Regions from separate parts of the Homo sapiens genome. Here all the other regions are linked to region 1. The links are chromatin contacts, found by Hi-C or POLR2A ChIA-PET in ENCODE. All regions are on one chromosome and are shown on one strand. The core of a region is the stretch at or near the end of the contact, and the rest is flanking DNA. Distances in the headings are between cores, read along the strand shown. Region 1 has its middle 81 kb from the start of LINC00870. Region 2 overlaps LINC00870 (long intergenic non-protein coding RNA 870). Region 3 has its middle 120 kb from the start of LINC00870.

Region 1 (5,031 bases), core at 1,093-3,592:
CTGGACTCTACTCATGAGATGCTAGTAGCATACCACCCTGAACCGTGACAACCAAAAATGTCTCTAGACATTGCCAAATGTCCCCTGGGGAGCAGGTCACCCTCTCTCCCCCCGGTTGAAAACCACTGCCCTAGACCCATTCAGCTTCAGGGTTCTTGAGCCCCTAGTAATTCTTCTGCTGCATTAGCCTTGTTGGAGTCCACAAAGTCAGCTTAGAAGAGAAATAAATAATTATTACCACATGCTCTACAAAGAAGTCGCAACTAGGCCAAGTGCTCAGAGCTGTCACCAGAAAGTATGGAGCCCCAACGAGTCCCCCTGCATGCTCCTCATCCTCTGCCTCTCTTTCTCCATTAATCTAGGTGAAATCACATAGAAGCCTGGATTCAGAGGTAGAAGAATGAGGGCTGAAGCAGGGACGGTCTTTCCTTTCTGTCTAAATTCCATGAGGTGGCTGGGAGTTTGGGCTGTTTGTGTAAGAGTCTCAAGTCGTTTAGGTACAATCCACTGTTTGAGGCTGCAGAGTCAAATGCACCTGTCACCTATTCAAAACCTAGTTCTGCACTTGAATGTCAATGGGCAAGTTCTTTAATCCCTGTGAGCCTGAGTTCATATCTGTTAAGTGGGGATAACTCTTTCCTTATTGATGTTTTCTGGGTACTAGGGGAATAGTTGTAAATTGCAAAACACACACACACACACACACACACACATGCGCGCACACACACACACACACAAAGAGACACTCGCTAGATGAAAAGTTGGAAAACCATGGCCCACAGTCAGATCAGGCTCACCTAAGGTTGCCAGATTTACCAAATAAAATATTGGATTTGGCAACCCTACATGTTGGCCACCTGCCTTCATAAATGAAGTTTTATTGGATATTCCTATATCTGTTTACTTCTGTGTTGCCCACGGCTGTTCTTGCTACACAAGGCACAGTGCAGTAGACCATGCAGCCCTCAAGTCTCAACTCTTTAATATCTGGCCCTTTACAGGAAATATTTGCTAACCCCAGCACCACAGGGTCAGTGATGTTTATAACAGTGGTGTGATAGTGCCAGCTTTTAATGAGGCAGCGCCTCCTCTAAATGAGTAGGCAGCGTGGATATGATGGGACTCTGCACCCAGTCAGGTGTCCTCACTTCAAACCCTGGTTGTCCTGTGGAGCACTGGACAAGGCATTTAACCTTGTAGCACCTCAGTTTTCTCCTCTCTAAAATGCTGCACTATTGGAGTTGTCATAGGAAAGTAGAGTGCACTCAGGTTGATTGGTTGTTCTGGGTTTATCTGAAAAACCCAGAGAATCCTCTCATGGGGTCCTGGGAAAAACTGATCAATTAAATGCATATCAAAGGAACACCACAGTGCTAGGTACATGGTAAATACTTATCACATCCTAGCTTACTAAGGAAGTACGATAGCTATTTCTATTACTACCATTACTTCTATTACTACTATTATTACTACCTCTGCTAATCCTTCCCAGCATTATTTGAAGATTAAATGAGATATGAATATAAATGGTCTGGCCCTAGTAAATGCTCAATAAATGCCACTTTTGCTCCCTTCTCCTCTACCCATTTTCTTGGGTCACTGCCCCTCTGTCCACAGCAGGGTCTTGTGTGCCAGCCAGCCCTGGCAGCTTTGCATGAAGAGTGCAATCTGGCAGGCTCTCCCACTCAGAACACAACCCTGGTGCCAACTCCCTGGGCCTTGTCTCCCCCAGGAGTTTCTCATTGCCTCACTCCCTGCACAACAGCACCACTTCCTTCAGTAGCCTTGTCTCCTTCTTTCACTCTCTCAATCACATCTCAGTTCCCCAAGTCACACACTTACAAAATCAGGGGAAGGGAAGAACTCATTCCTGCATCTTGGCCCCTTTCCTGGGATCTGGCTGAGAATCTTGTGCATATGAGGTGCTGGCAGAACCCCATAGAAGATTAGTGTGCTAATGGCCTCATAAAAATGAAACATTTATGGAGAGGGCTTTATTTCACTTTACCTCAGTTCCCCTCTTTTAATGAGGCTGGCTGAACCGTGGGAAGCCTTGGGAGGCAGACAGACAACACAGTTTCCAGTTCCAGACTCTGGTTGTGAGGAGTGAGAAAGAAGTTGTGTTCCCCATCAGGGGGATTGCAGGGCAAGGGGCAGGAGCTGAGGAGCACCAGGGGACAGAGGGTTGGGGTCTCTGGGAGGACTTCATCCTTGACCAAGGACCCTTTATCTCCTCTGCAGAGTAGGAGTTCTTTCAAGAGAATAGCTAGAAGCGTTGGCCAGTCTGTCAGGCTCATGACTCATGTGCCCCTCACCAACAATAGGTCCTTTGACCCACAGTGGATTCGTCTCAGCCAGTGATGAACATGACCCTCACCGGCCTTGGCTTCTAATCCTCACATGAGATGAGCTCACGGCTTGGCCAGAAACACTGGACTAAGTTCTGGCAACACAAGGCTCTTGAGAGAAGCACCTTGTTGCTGCCCAGCCCTCTTCTCCTCTCTTCACCCCTTGGCCCCAAACTGCTTCCTCATCTCCTATCTGCCTCCTCTCCAAAATATAGCCTGGGTGGGTGGATCCCTGGCTTTGATATCAGGTAGATATGGGTTCAAATCCCACCTCTGCTGTCCAACCATGGACAAGCTCATCCTCCTCCCTGGGCGTCATTTCCTCATCTTTAAAATGGCAATGCGGCTGCTGATAACGCTGAAGACATAAAGCAACAGGACTGAGAGACACTCACAGCAAGCATTTGATAAACACGGGCTGTTTCACGATGGCAGGATGACAGGGCTTCAGTGTTGCCTCACCTCTGGGCTGGGACACTTACCAGGAGCTTAGCCTAAGGGACAGGATGAAGTCTTGGTAACGAGTGGTGCTTGAAGGATGTACTCAGGTTCCTCCCTACTATATGCCACTGTCTTCCCTCCTCTTTGCCTCTACTTTAGAATTTAACAGCCACAGACACTGATTGAACACGTGCATATGTGAGGAGCTGAGGCAGACTCGATGCCTGTCCTCCAGGCTCTCCCGGTCTTTCACCTGCCTGCTGAAATGCTGGCTGGGATCGGGAGTCTATCATATGCAAAGATCTAGCTGGACATGATGCATCCCTAAATCCTGCCCATGCTGCTGACCCTCCACTTCATGAGGCTCTGAGAAAGATGCCTTCTCAAGAACAGCAGGAAAATGTTGGCTAAAGCAGGCAGGGGCTCCACCCCTCAAAGCAAAGAATGCTGGTAAACTAGGTCATTGCCCATAGAGAACTGCTTCTTCCTAAGCGGCTGGGCCTAATTATTGTCAGGTCTGCAGCAGGGCCCCACCCCAGAGGCCCCCAGAGGCAGAAGCCCTAAGAGGCTTCCCCATCTCTGCCTAAGGCCATATCTGGAGCAGGGATCGAGGTGGAGTTGGTGGATCTGTGCCTCAGCTTCCTCACTGCTCCGTGCTGTGTCCTGTGCGGTGTCCCAGAGGTCCCCCATGGGATTGAGCCCATTGCCCCCAGCAGTCACCTGCTCATTAACTCACTCTGTATTGATTCCCTCCCTTCCCTCTTCACTTCCTCACTCCCTCACTGTGCCTGTTAGTGAAATGGGAGAAGTTCCCTTATCACCCTGGCAGGACATGTGCGACAGGGCTGTGGCTCTCTTCTTCAGTGCCCCACTGCTCAAACCCCTAGGGGGAGCATGCAGATGGGCAGGTCGTGGGGAGCGTTTTTGGGCTTTAACCCAACAGCAGCGTCTAGGGTTGTTTACAGCTCCCAAAGCCCCAATGGGTGGGTGTTAAAGTGCGCTCTTTCAGCTTTGCCCTCTGCAGGTGGCTCGTGTTAATCAGCTCAATTAGACCCTCTGCCTTATCACAAGGACAGAGGGCTTTCTGTATCCCAGGTCTTGCTCTAGTGTACCAGAAAAATCAGATCACATGTGGGCTTGGGGATGGGTGCAAGGTTTTATTGAGTGGTGGAAGTAGCTCTCAGCAGATGGATGGGGAGCCAGAAAGGGGATGGAGTGGGAAGGTGGTCTTCTCCTGGAGTTGGACCTCCCAGCAGTTAGACTTTCCTCCGACCACCCCCTGCTGAATTCCATGTCCTCCCGCCATCAATGGCCTGCCAGCATCTGCTGGTGTCTGTTAGTATGCTCTTCCGCTCCTCTGTTCCTCTCGACATCCAGTCACTTGTGTGTGTGTCCACTTAAGGTCTCTTGGGTTTATATGGGCACAGGATGGGGGGCGTGGCAGGCCATAGTGGTCTTGGAAAATGCAACATTTGGGCACCACAACAGGAGTGCTTGTCCTCATTATGTCCATGGGCACAGGCCTTTGGGTGGAGCCTTCACCAGCACCCTACCCTTCTCTACCCAGCACTTTCCTGCCCCCTCCTGTATCATTAGGATCACCTCCCACGTGAACTACTTGTACCCAAGCCCTTGCTGCAGGGTCTGTGGTTCATGCAGAGGCCACTCTTTAGAGAAGGGCCTTGTGGGGATATGGACAGCTGCAGCCTCAACTGTCAGCTCCTTCAGAGGCAGCCTCAGCTGCAGAGGTCCTGACCTGAGGTCCTGCTTCACCCAGGCAGCTCACACCTAGTCACTGTGTAAGGCAGGGTGTAAAGGCCAGGCCATTTCAGCCCAGCAAGGGGACAGTGACAGGCGATGCCCACTCCCTGCTCCCTGCCCCTGCTGGTTGGCTGAGCCTGGGGCTTTGTCAGGCCTGTGCTACAGTCTGACTTCTCCCTTTTCCTGATCCTCTTTCCTTCCCCTTCCCTTCAGAAGACTTGATCCCTAATAAACATCTTGCACCCCAAACTCCATCTCAGAGTCTGCATTTGGGGAACCCTGCCCACAAGATTCCCCAAAGCAAACCTGCAACTCAGATCTTACCTCACAATGTAGGTGAGCAAGAGAGGAGAGCAGAAGCCAATGCAACTCCTTAGCTGGTGAAATGCAACCAGAGAAAGAGAGAGAGACAGCCCAATTCCTAGGTAAAAAGAAGGGAAGAAATGGGATTGAGGAGAGAGAAAGAGATGACTGGGCCTCT
Region 2 (5,031 bases), core at 1,404-3,903, 57 kb before region 1:
GATTGCTGCCCTGCAAAGACCAGACAGAACTCACTTTTCTCCATCTTTCCACAGGTGTAAGAGCTACCAGAGGGAGGAAAGTGGAAGCTACCAGACGGAGGAAGCATAAACCAGGTCCTGATCCCTGATTAATTGAGAATCAGCCAGCTTGGGAAGGGGATGGCTGCGCAAGCCCACAGAACGCAGACTCCCAGAGGAGGCAGGGGTAGGAAAGCTCTTGGCCGTGGCCTGATTGTCTGGGAGACGGGAGTCAAGATGGCTTGGTTTCAACAAACTGGCTTTGATTACTTGGCGTTTGGCTCTGTGCTCTCTGGCCAGGTCAGCCTGACCCACGGTTGTCACCCCAGAGGACTGTGAAATAACAAGTGCAGTTAACTGGCCACTGCTGATCTGCGCCTAGAAGACAACGTCTCAGTTGTTAAGGCTTTTGTTGGCCTGCTCAGGAAGCGATTCTTTTTGCCTGCAAATTATTGTAGGTTCCTGAGGGAACCGTGCCAGTCCTTGCCCTTTAGCTGCTCTGCTCTGTGCTGGGCTTGTGGGGTGAGAGAGGAGACAGAATAGGGAGAAGGAGGAGAGGGGAGGCTGTACCTTGTAGGTGGATATTTTAAGGCTCTAATGTTAGCTGTGGTTGGAATTGACCAAGGGAGGCACTAGCAAGAGGTTGGAGGGCCGGAAGAGGAAAGAAACCAGAGTTTCTCTCCAACTCCTCTCTCTCTTTCTCTGCCTCAGATGGTCAAAATTTTAAGGAGACAGAATCCAACAGGGCTGGGATTAGGATGAAGTGAGTGAGGCTGAGCTGTGCAAATACGAGGTCAGATCCTGACCTTGTTCATCATGGAATTTTTGCATTAATGTTGATATTTTTTAAATATTGTGTTGAAATATTTATCTTGATTACTGAGCTTTTTGACATTTCCTTAGACTTTATCCCAAAGCAAGAGCCTTGCTTGTTTCACCCTGGTCCTGGCCTTGCCTTCCAGTGTGTCGGACACATTTACGCACAGAGAAAAATAGGCAATCCAAATGGTCCAACTCTATTGGATATTCTCTATGCTGCTTTCATTCACTCAATAATGTGTAGCTGAGCACTTTTCTGTGTCAATGAATATAGTTCCACATTATCCTGGGCTTGAAGGATGTGTTATCAAATATTTTACTAACCCCCCACTGATGCATCTAGCAGGATCTGTCCATGCCCTGCCCATATCTCTAACATTTCTATGTGCTCCAGCCAAACTCCACTGCCAGCTCTGCATTTCTGAGTGGAAAGTCTCGTTTCAGATCTGCAGAATGCCATGCTGCCTATCATTTCAGCAGGGGAAACTGCCATAGAATTAACATCTGCCAGGAATAGCTCTTGACCAATGACTAAGGGGGGACTGGTGTGTAAATACCCCAGCTCCCTTGCCCATTGGGTGGGACAACTCAGGTGTGTGCTGTACACTATATCCCAGAGCTCTCTCCATGGGTACAAGCTCCAGTTGCCCACAGTAGTGCTTGGCTTAATTACCTGCCTTGATTGGCTGCCTGTCCTTCTCCATATCACTTTTCCTTTCCCTCCTGGGGCTGTCTACAACCCCAACCCAGTAACAACTGCACTTGAATCTTTGTCTCAGGATCTGCTTCCGTTAAGATGGACATTCCGATTATTTTGAATTTTTCAGTGTTAACATGTTCACCACCCATATGGATTTTGGCATATTAATAGCTGCCACCCCCTCCTTTGGGGATGTGGTCCATACAAAGCAAGGGTAACAGAAGAAGGTAAAGTAGAGAAAAGAGACAGAAACTCTGAAATGCTACCATGCATCTCAGAGTTATGTCCTATAAAATGAGCCTTTTCAGTATGTGCTGTGGCATCAAAAGTGTTGAGAAGCATTGTTCTCACTGGTCAGGCTGTGCCTTCACCTCTGTAGCTCCAATGAGTGACACATAGTAGATAATGGATAAATATGTGTTGCATGAATAAAGGGAGGAGTAATTGGTTCATGCTCTGAGCCTCTGCCAAGCTGAGTATATGAGACCTTTTGATTTACCTGAGCAATTGAGCATCTGTGCCTCAGGACTCTCTAGTTCTACCATCAAGACAGAGAATGGTGTGATACTCAGGTTAACAAGGTGAGTCCAGGAGTGTTGCCCTGGAGGCATAAAACAGGGGCCCAGCCTTTGGAGATAAAGCATGCTCTGGTCCTAAATGGCAGCAGGAGAAGAATCTTCCCAAAGTGAGAGTCAGGCCACAATACCTCCCCTGGGAGGACGTCTGTGCCTGTGTATGTTGGAGAGAGAAGGAGCTTTTTCATCCCAAGTGAGTAGAGAGGTTACATCCTCTGACTGCTTCCCCCTCTCTCTGTCTTTCTCTCTCTCCTGCTGTGAAGGCCAAGTATGACTTCACAGAATCCCTAAGCTCCATAAATCAGTTCTAGATCCATCCCTTGCAGCTGTAATGAAAGCAGGATTTTAATAAAAACTGGATACTTCTACTGTTTCAATTGCTATCAGTTGACTCTAGAAGCATTTTTCTAAGATGAGGAAGGAAATCTAGTTATTCCAAGAGCCGACAAGGGAAGGCTGTAACTTTTCCGGAAATGTCCTCATAGAAGCCCTGGCTTTTGAGTACATAACACTCTCTCCCCCACCACCACCCAGCTGCCAACCCAGATCAAGGTTGACTTTGTTCACATAGTCTTTGTAAATGGCTTGTCCCAGACAGTGACCCATCTGATCATGTCTGAGCTACCCCACCTCTTTTCCCCTGTCTCCTCCCCACACTGAAGATTCCTGCTCTGTCCTGTAATTCCCTTGGAGAACAGATGCTCCCATTCCAGAACCACCGATACTGCTGGGAGTTTGTATTTCAAGGGACAGCAGCCCCTTTGGGAGGAGCCGAAATGGTGGTCAGCCTTCCACTGTCACTTTGAAAGGTATAACATTTTATTCCCTGAGTTTGTATGCCTCCATTTTGACTCATCTTCTCTTCATTTCTGTCAGCATATTTATCTGTACTTCTGTCCACAGTTAAATCTTTGCCCATAAGGAGTTCACCTTGGAAATGACAGCGTGACCTGACTTCACACTAAACATCCTAGACCATGCACACAGACGGTCCTTTTACCTGGGACTGATAAGGAAAGCCAAGCTTAGGATTTGTGTCATATGAAGGCTTATTCTCAGCAGCCTGGCTCCTTGATCTCGCCCAAAGGCAACTTTTTAGCTTCCCATAAATCATTCATTTATCTGCATTACATCATCTTTGCAGGACAACTGCATAGAAGTAACCTCCCAACCCAGCTGACCAATCTGCGCAGGTAGCAAGCGCTCCCTGCATAACTTCTTAGTGGCCTCCCTTCAGGATTGGTTCCCTACCCACTTGTATTAGTCAGCTATTACCAAAATAATGCTATGTAACAATCATCCTCAACATTTGGTGGCTTAAAATAACTATCGATTCTCTCCACTGACTGTACGGTTCAGCTAGCTCCAGGCTGAGGATCGACCTCAATCTGCTTCACTTGCTAACCAGAGTATACTCTTTTCATGGCGAATAGTGGGGATGCCAGAGACCAAGTTGAATTGCACACTTCAAGCCTCTGCTTATGTTGTAGTTGCTTCTGTTCATTGACTCAAGCAAGTCACAAGGACAAGCCTCAAGTTGGTGGGGCAGAGGAAGTATCCTCTTCCCTAAATGGGCAGGGAGAAGAGTGAACGTTTGCTGAACAATAAGATTATCAATCACACTACCCCTCTAGCCTCATCTTGAGCCCTCTACCCCTTAATTCCTGTTTAGCCAGTCAAAATGTACTGGGCAGTCTCTAGCCTCAGGACCTTTGCATATGCTGTTCTCTCTGCCTGGAAGTCTCTTTCTCTTCCTAGTCCTCAATTACTCCTTCTGATTCTTCAGATTTATGTCTCCTTACTTCCGCAGAGAATTCTGCCCTAATCCCAAGACCAGGTTGAGCCTACACTCTGTACCAGGCACTGCCCTTAGTCACTGCCCAGCTTCCAGGAAGCCGCTCCATTCATAGCACTCTGAGAAAGCTTCCCATTTTCATGCTTTTGCTCCCTCTATCTGTGATCTCCTGTCTTGTTGTTGTTGTTGTTGTTGTTGCTGTTGCTGTTGAGACAGTATCTTGTTCTGTTGCCCAGGCTGGAGTGCAGTGGCACAGTCATGGCTTACCATAGCCTCAACTTCCTGGGCTTATGATCCTCCCACCTCAGCCTCCTGGGTATCTGTGACTACAGGTGCATATCATCATTCCTGGCTCATTTTTGCATTTTTTATAGAGACGGTGTCTCACCACATTGTCCAGGCTGCTCTTGAATTTCTGGGCTCAAGCAATTCACCCACCTCAGCCTCCCAAAGTGCTGGGATTACAGGCATGAGCCACCGCGCCCGGCCCATCTGTCTTACCTTTATCCATTTGGCTCCTTTGTATAATTCATAGCTCAGCCTAAACATGACTTTCCCTGAGCACCTAAAGTAACACATTACACTCTGCATAACACTTAAACAATTGACTTTTTTTGTCTTAGTCATTGGATAGTTCCACCAGCAGGTATACCCCAGTAAAGAAAGTTCTTGTCTAATTTGCCCAACCCTGTATCACCAGAGCCTGGCACACTGCTTGGCCCATGGTAGGAACTCAAATCTTTTAAAAGCGAATTGCAAATTTGGTAGTAGTGCTTCAGCAGCCCTTGTGTCTGTGAGGCTGACCTCTGCAATGTCTGGGGTCAGATCCGTCCGTTTGCGGTCACACCTCTTTTCGTAAGACAGGCCCAAGTGGTTAGTTACCTGGCTCACCATGAATATGTGTTAAGCCTCTGAAAGGCGCTCTCAAGGTTGAGTTCCCACTGGCGCAGATGTCTGTGCAAGTGGTTAGGTGACCCAGTAAGAGAGGGGAAGTGAGACAAGGAAGGGAGAAAAAGCCCTACAGGGTGTGTCTGTGGGGAACTGGGGTCCGCAGCATGGGGAGTAAAACACACCTTAGCTATCCCCATGGAGGGGCACTGGACCTGGGGTGTGTGTCCACCAGG
Region 3 (5,031 bases), core at 1,617-4,116, 38 kb after region 1:
ACCCTTATCTCCAACTCAGCTCCACAGTGCCATCCTCTAGCTCCTCAGCATCCCGTGACTATGGCCCCCAACACACACACACACACACACACACACACACACACACACACACACACACACACTGTCAACCCCAAGCAGACCCTTAGATGCTTCTTCCCCAGGGAGGCTGGCTGAGCCAAAAGCAAAGACCCAAGGAATTTGATATTTGGGGACTGTATTAGTCTTTTCTCATGCCGCTGATAAAGGCATACCTGAGACTGGGTAATTTATAAAGAAGAAGAGATTTAATGGACTCAGTTCCACATGGCTGGAGAGGCCTCACAATCATGGCGGAAGGTGAAAGCCACATCTTACATAGTGGCAGACAAACAGGGAATGAGAATCAAGCAAAAGGGGTTTCCCCTTATAAAACCATCAGATCTCATGAGATTTACTCCTACCATGAGAACACTATGGGGGAAACCACCCCCATGATTCAATTACCTCCCACCAGGTCCCTCCCACAACACGTGGGAATTATGGGAGCTACAATTCAAGGTGAGACTTGGGTGGGGACACAGCCAAACCATATCAGGGACTCTTTGGAAAAAATGCCCACCCACAGGTTTTTCAGACAACTGCATCCCCCTAGACATGTGAACAGTATTTCCACCTTCACAGAAACCAAAACAGACTAAAAGGGAGAAACAGAGAAGCAGAAGAAGGTTTTCAAAAACATCCTCCGGGCGGGTGTGGTGGCTCACGCCTATAATCCCAGCACTTTGGGAGGCCGAGGGGGGTGGATCACAAGGTCAAGACATCGAGACCATCCTGGCCAACATGGTGAAACCCCGTCTCTACTAAAAATACAAAAACAAGTTGGGTGTAGTGGTGTGCACCTGTAGCTACTCGGGAGGCTGAGGCAGGAGAATCACTTGAACCCGGGAGGCGGAGGTTGCAGTGAGCCGAGATTGCACCACTGCACTCCAACCTGGTGACAGAGCGAGACTCCGTCTCAAAAAAAAAAAAATTCCTCAGAAAGAAAAGATAACATATCCTTTAAACAAGAACAGGATACTCTCAGAGACTAATAGAACTGAGCAGGAGAGTCTGGAAATTAAAAACAAGTAGCTGCTGGGTGCAGTGGCTCACGCCTGTAATCCCAGCACTTTGGGAGGCTAAGGCAGGTGGATCACCTGAGATCAGGAGTTCAAGATCAGCCTGACCAACATGGTGAAACCCATCTCTACTAAAAATACAAAAATTAGTCAGGCTTGGTGGTGCAATCCTATAATCCCAGCTACTCGGGAGGCTGAGGCAAGAGAATCACTTGAACCTGGGAGGCGGAGGTTGCAGTGAGCCAAGATTTTGCCACTGCACTCCAGCCTGGGTGACAGAGCAAGACTCCGTCTCAAAAAAATAATAATAACAAAAATAAAAACAAGTAGGTAACCAAAGCAAGACAGCAATGGGGTTGTGCATTCCAGCCCCTGTTTCTTTGTTTCTTCCCCACTCCTGTTTAACAACTGCTCCTCCCAGTCTCCCTCTCAATGTTGTCATCAGTCACCCACTTACAAAGCCCTAGGAGAACGCTATGGGCCGAATTTTTCTCCAAAAATTCACACGGTGAAGTCTTAACTCCCAGTACTTCAGAATGTTTCTGTATTTAGACATAGGGTCTTTAAAGAGGTAGTAAGATTAAATGAGGTCAAATAAGTGGGCCCTAAAGCACGTGACTGTCCGCACTTGGAGATAGGGCCTTCAAAGTAGGGCAGGCCCTAATCCACCTAATCCAATCTGACCAGTGTCCTTATAAGAAAAGGAAAATTGAATGCAGGATGAGAAGGCAGGGGTGCATGCACACAGAGGGGAGATCATGTGAGGACACAGTGAGAAGGTGGCCGAATGCAAGCCAAGATGAGAGGCCTCAAAATGAAACCAAACCTGCAGGCACCTTACTTGGACTTCTGGCCTCCAGAATCATGAGAAATACATTTCTGTTGTGTCAGCCACCCAGTCTATGGCATTTTGTGATAGTAGCCCTAGCACACTAATACAGAGGACTGTATTGTTCAATTAAGGGTGAATTTTCTTGTTGCAGGAGTTGAGAAACAAACCAACCAATCAGAGAACTGACCCTGAAAGAGTAAATCTTTTCCCAGAGAACAGGACTCTCTAGGCATGAGTGAGATACAAATAGTCTTTTCTGCCTCCTCTTCTTCCCAAGAACTGATAAGGTTGAAAGAAAAGAACTCATCCAGGGAGAGAGGGAGTAAAGGATTCTGCTACAACAGCGACACACCAGCATCATCCTGGGAGACCACCTGCTGATGGCCCAGGCCCAGATGTGAGCTCTTCCCAGGCCTGGACACCCCTACTCCCACCTGCTCACCCTCACTAAGCCACAGGTTCTTTCCCATCTTATAACTGCTCCCTGGAACATTCGGCAGCCAGAGTTAGCTAATCCAATCAGTTTAAAGGCGTTTTGCATAAGCCTGATCATAACCCTCACCTGAGCAGTGTTAAAATAAGCAGGCTCCCTGGATCCTCCCCTGGAGATTCTGATTCAGTGGGTTATTTTGAACACATTGTCCAGAAAATTCCAGTGGAGGTGCATTCGGAAAACATTAGACTAATGCCGCTTAGCAGGATGGCCTCTTTTCTGGAACCAGGGCCTTTGAATGGTGGGGCTCTTTGAAACCCATGAGAGTGCCTCTGCAGCACTGCTCTCTGAGTGACCCTGATGTGTGACCCCTGACAGAGCCATTCAGATGAAGGCTAGCGTGGATATATGGTGACCTCCCTGGGCCAGCCTAAGCCACCCTCAGCAAGGACTAAGGAATGGAAATTCCAGGATGCTGGCTGTAGTCACATGGAAAGCAGTACTTTCTGACCATCAGAGCCACTGTGAAACAACAGAATGTGGCCCTTGGGAGGAAGGGAGTTCCCCATACTTGGAGAAACCCAATGATCAAAGGATGAGCTTTGTCAAAGGAAATTGTACCTTTTACTTGACTCAGATGCCCGATAGATGCTTCCTGGAAGGACAAGAGGGTTGTTTAGAGCCTCACTACTCAAAGTGCGGACCACAGGCCAGCAGCATGAGCCTCACTAGGAGCTTTTAAAGACCTCTAACATCAACTTCATGTCCTAAAATTCCAGCCACCTTGATTCAAGGTTAGGCCCTGGCATAAAGACCCTTAAAATCTCCCCAGTTTATTCTAATGTAAAGCCAGGATTAAAAGCCAGAGAGAGCCAGAGACCCCAAGGGTACCATCTAACTAAGATAACAAGAATCTCTGGCTGGGCTGGTGGGGAATAAACTTGTGAGAGAAGGGAAGAAACATTTGTGAAAAGCTGCAGTCTCTTTTTCACTTTCTTTTCTGCTTACTTCAGCAGGAATTTGTCTCCCAGCTGCCAAAAGCAAAATGACTCAGAGAAGTGACATGACCTGCTCAAGGTCACTCCGTGGATGATGCAAGACTAGCAGGCAAGAATATCTTTGGATTCCTGCTCCGGGGCGTGACGACATCCCGGGCCACTGGGGTGGGGCTGCAAAGTATTAAAAAAAAGGAAGAAGACAAGTTTCCCACCCCTAGATACAGCCTGGCAGTTAAAGCAAGTCAAAATCAAAGTACAGCAGACATAGACATTGTAATAAACTTGTCTTGAGTGCTTACGCGTATATGCTAACCACTGCATTTTCTTTATGTGTGTCACATCATTTCATCTCTGGAACAATCTCATGAGAGACTGTTAGGTCCTATTATTAACTCATGTTTTACTCATGAGGACACTGAGGCTCAGAGTGGTGCAGTAATTTGCCCAAGGTAGCACAGCTTGTAGGTATGATAGCAGAGCCGAGATGCAAACTCAAATTCAAGAACCCAAACACCTAAGCACCGTGGACCACTGCTCTTGCCTAAAAACAGGAAGCACAGAGTGAGGGGGACCTCTGTGAAGGCTGACAGACTTAGGAAAGGCTTCCTGGGGGAAGATGCCTTTCTCTGAGCTTGGCTAGAATGGGTCAAAAAAGAGTAGGTGTGCGGGGCAGAGGTGAGGCTGGGGATGGGGAGCAACAGGCATCAAAACTGAGTGCAATCTAGGATTTAAAATTCAGGTATTCATAGCTGGCATGGTGGCAGGTGCCTGTAATCCCAGCTACTCGGGAGCATGAGACATGACACCCACTGGAACAGAGGTTGCAGTGAGCCGAGATTACGCCACTGCCCTCCAGCCTGGGCAACAGAGGGAGACTCCGCCTCAAAAAAAAAATTAAAAATTAAACAAAATCCAGCTATTGGAGGAAAGGGTGGGCTGGTAAGCCCTTTGGCAGAAAGAAGAGGCAGTTTTTGCTCTGAAGCCCTAGAGAAAATGAATTGCTGAAAAGCAGGGATGGAATAAAATGTGTCCCCTTTAGACTGCTGGATGGGTTCTGAGGTCCTGTGAGAGAGGCAGGCAGGGAGACAAGGAGCTGAGGAAGTTGTAGAAGACCCTGGGAGATGCAGGCTTGAGGAGCTTCTTCAAAGAGCCTAACCCCAGCCACCTATGTTGGGCCCAAGCTTGGCGCTGCCCACGAGTTCTGTGGTCTATTTTCATTATCATCCCACTTTACTCTTCTTACTTTGAAGGGAGGCCAGGCTAGAAAGGAAACCAGGCTCAGATGGGGTCAATGTGCTTGTCCAAGGCCACTTAGCTGAGAGGAGCCCAGCCAAGATGGGAACCCGCTTCTGCCTGACCCAACGCCCATCTCACGCGTTGAGGAAATGAGACTTCCTGCAAGGCATGGCAGAGAAAACATGTACTGTTCTCTGCTCCTTCCTGAGAATAACTCACATGCCAGCAAATAAATTTCTAAAAAGTCATAAATAAGCCTGCAAGGTAAAAAAGAAAAGGGAGAAATGCAAGAAGAGATGTCCAAATACATACGTGTGTGTGTGTGTGTGTGTGTGTGTGCATGTATGTATTTGGAGGCTGAAAACAGGTTGGATGAACTAATGTATCAAAGCTGAAAGCTGAACCAAGACAAAGGGGAAACAATGGGAAGCAAAG

What was found. A loop is a pair of places that touch in the nucleus more often than their neighbours do. ChIA-PET counts read pairs that join two places held with the same protein, here RNA polymerase II (POLR2A). Pooled maps may share reads with other maps.
Region 2: a map of dorsolateral prefrontal cortex shows a loop between it and region 1 (4-fold over the local background). The contact joins two enhancer-like sites. A Hi-C loop is called at or near these places in 8 of 168 maps with a recorded cell type or tissue (DLD1, aorta, ascending aorta and 3 more) and 8 of 50 pooled maps. POLR2A ChIA-PET finds 5 or more read pairs at or near these places in 4 of 52 experiments (B cell, MCF 10A, OCI-LY7 and 1 more).
Region 3: a loop to region 1 is called in a map with no recorded cell type, with 7 times the contacts of the local background. The contact joins two enhancer-like sites. A Hi-C loop is called at or near these places in 2 of 168 maps with a recorded cell type or tissue (dorsolateral prefrontal cortex and prostate gland) and 1 of 37 single-sample maps with no recorded cell type. POLR2A ChIA-PET finds 5 or more read pairs at or near these places in 1 of 52 experiments (naive thymus-derived CD4-positive, alpha-beta T cell).

The regions. Positions count from the first base shown.
Region 1 is chr3:72,229,274-72,234,304 of GRCh38, forward strand. No RefSeq gene overlaps it. Among named protein-coding and RNA genes, the nearest start is that of LINC00870, 81 kb to the left of the region's middle. Within about 2 kb of position 2,343, at least 2 of the 41 ENCODE cell types and tissues checked have a DNase peak (open chromatin) inside an H3K27ac peak, as active enhancers do.
Region 2 is chr3:72,171,855-72,176,885 of GRCh38, forward strand. LINC00870 (long intergenic non-protein coding RNA 870) reads left to right here. Exons shown (of 3, transcript NR_038221.1): 3 at 55-2,485. Among named protein-coding and RNA genes, the nearest start is that of LINC00870, 23 kb to the left of the region's middle. RefSeq lists an enhancer at 4,495-4,604. Within about 2 kb of position 2,654, at least 2 of the 41 ENCODE cell types and tissues checked have a DNase peak (open chromatin) inside an H3K27ac peak, as active enhancers do.
Region 3 is chr3:72,266,750-72,271,780 of GRCh38, forward strand. No RefSeq gene overlaps it. Among named protein-coding and RNA genes, the nearest start is that of LINC00870, 120 kb to the left of the region's middle. RefSeq lists enhancers at 215-284, 2,259-3,458, 3,321-3,570. Within about 2 kb of position 2,867, at least 10 of the 41 ENCODE cell types and tissues checked have a DNase peak (open chromatin) inside an H3K27ac peak, as active enhancers do.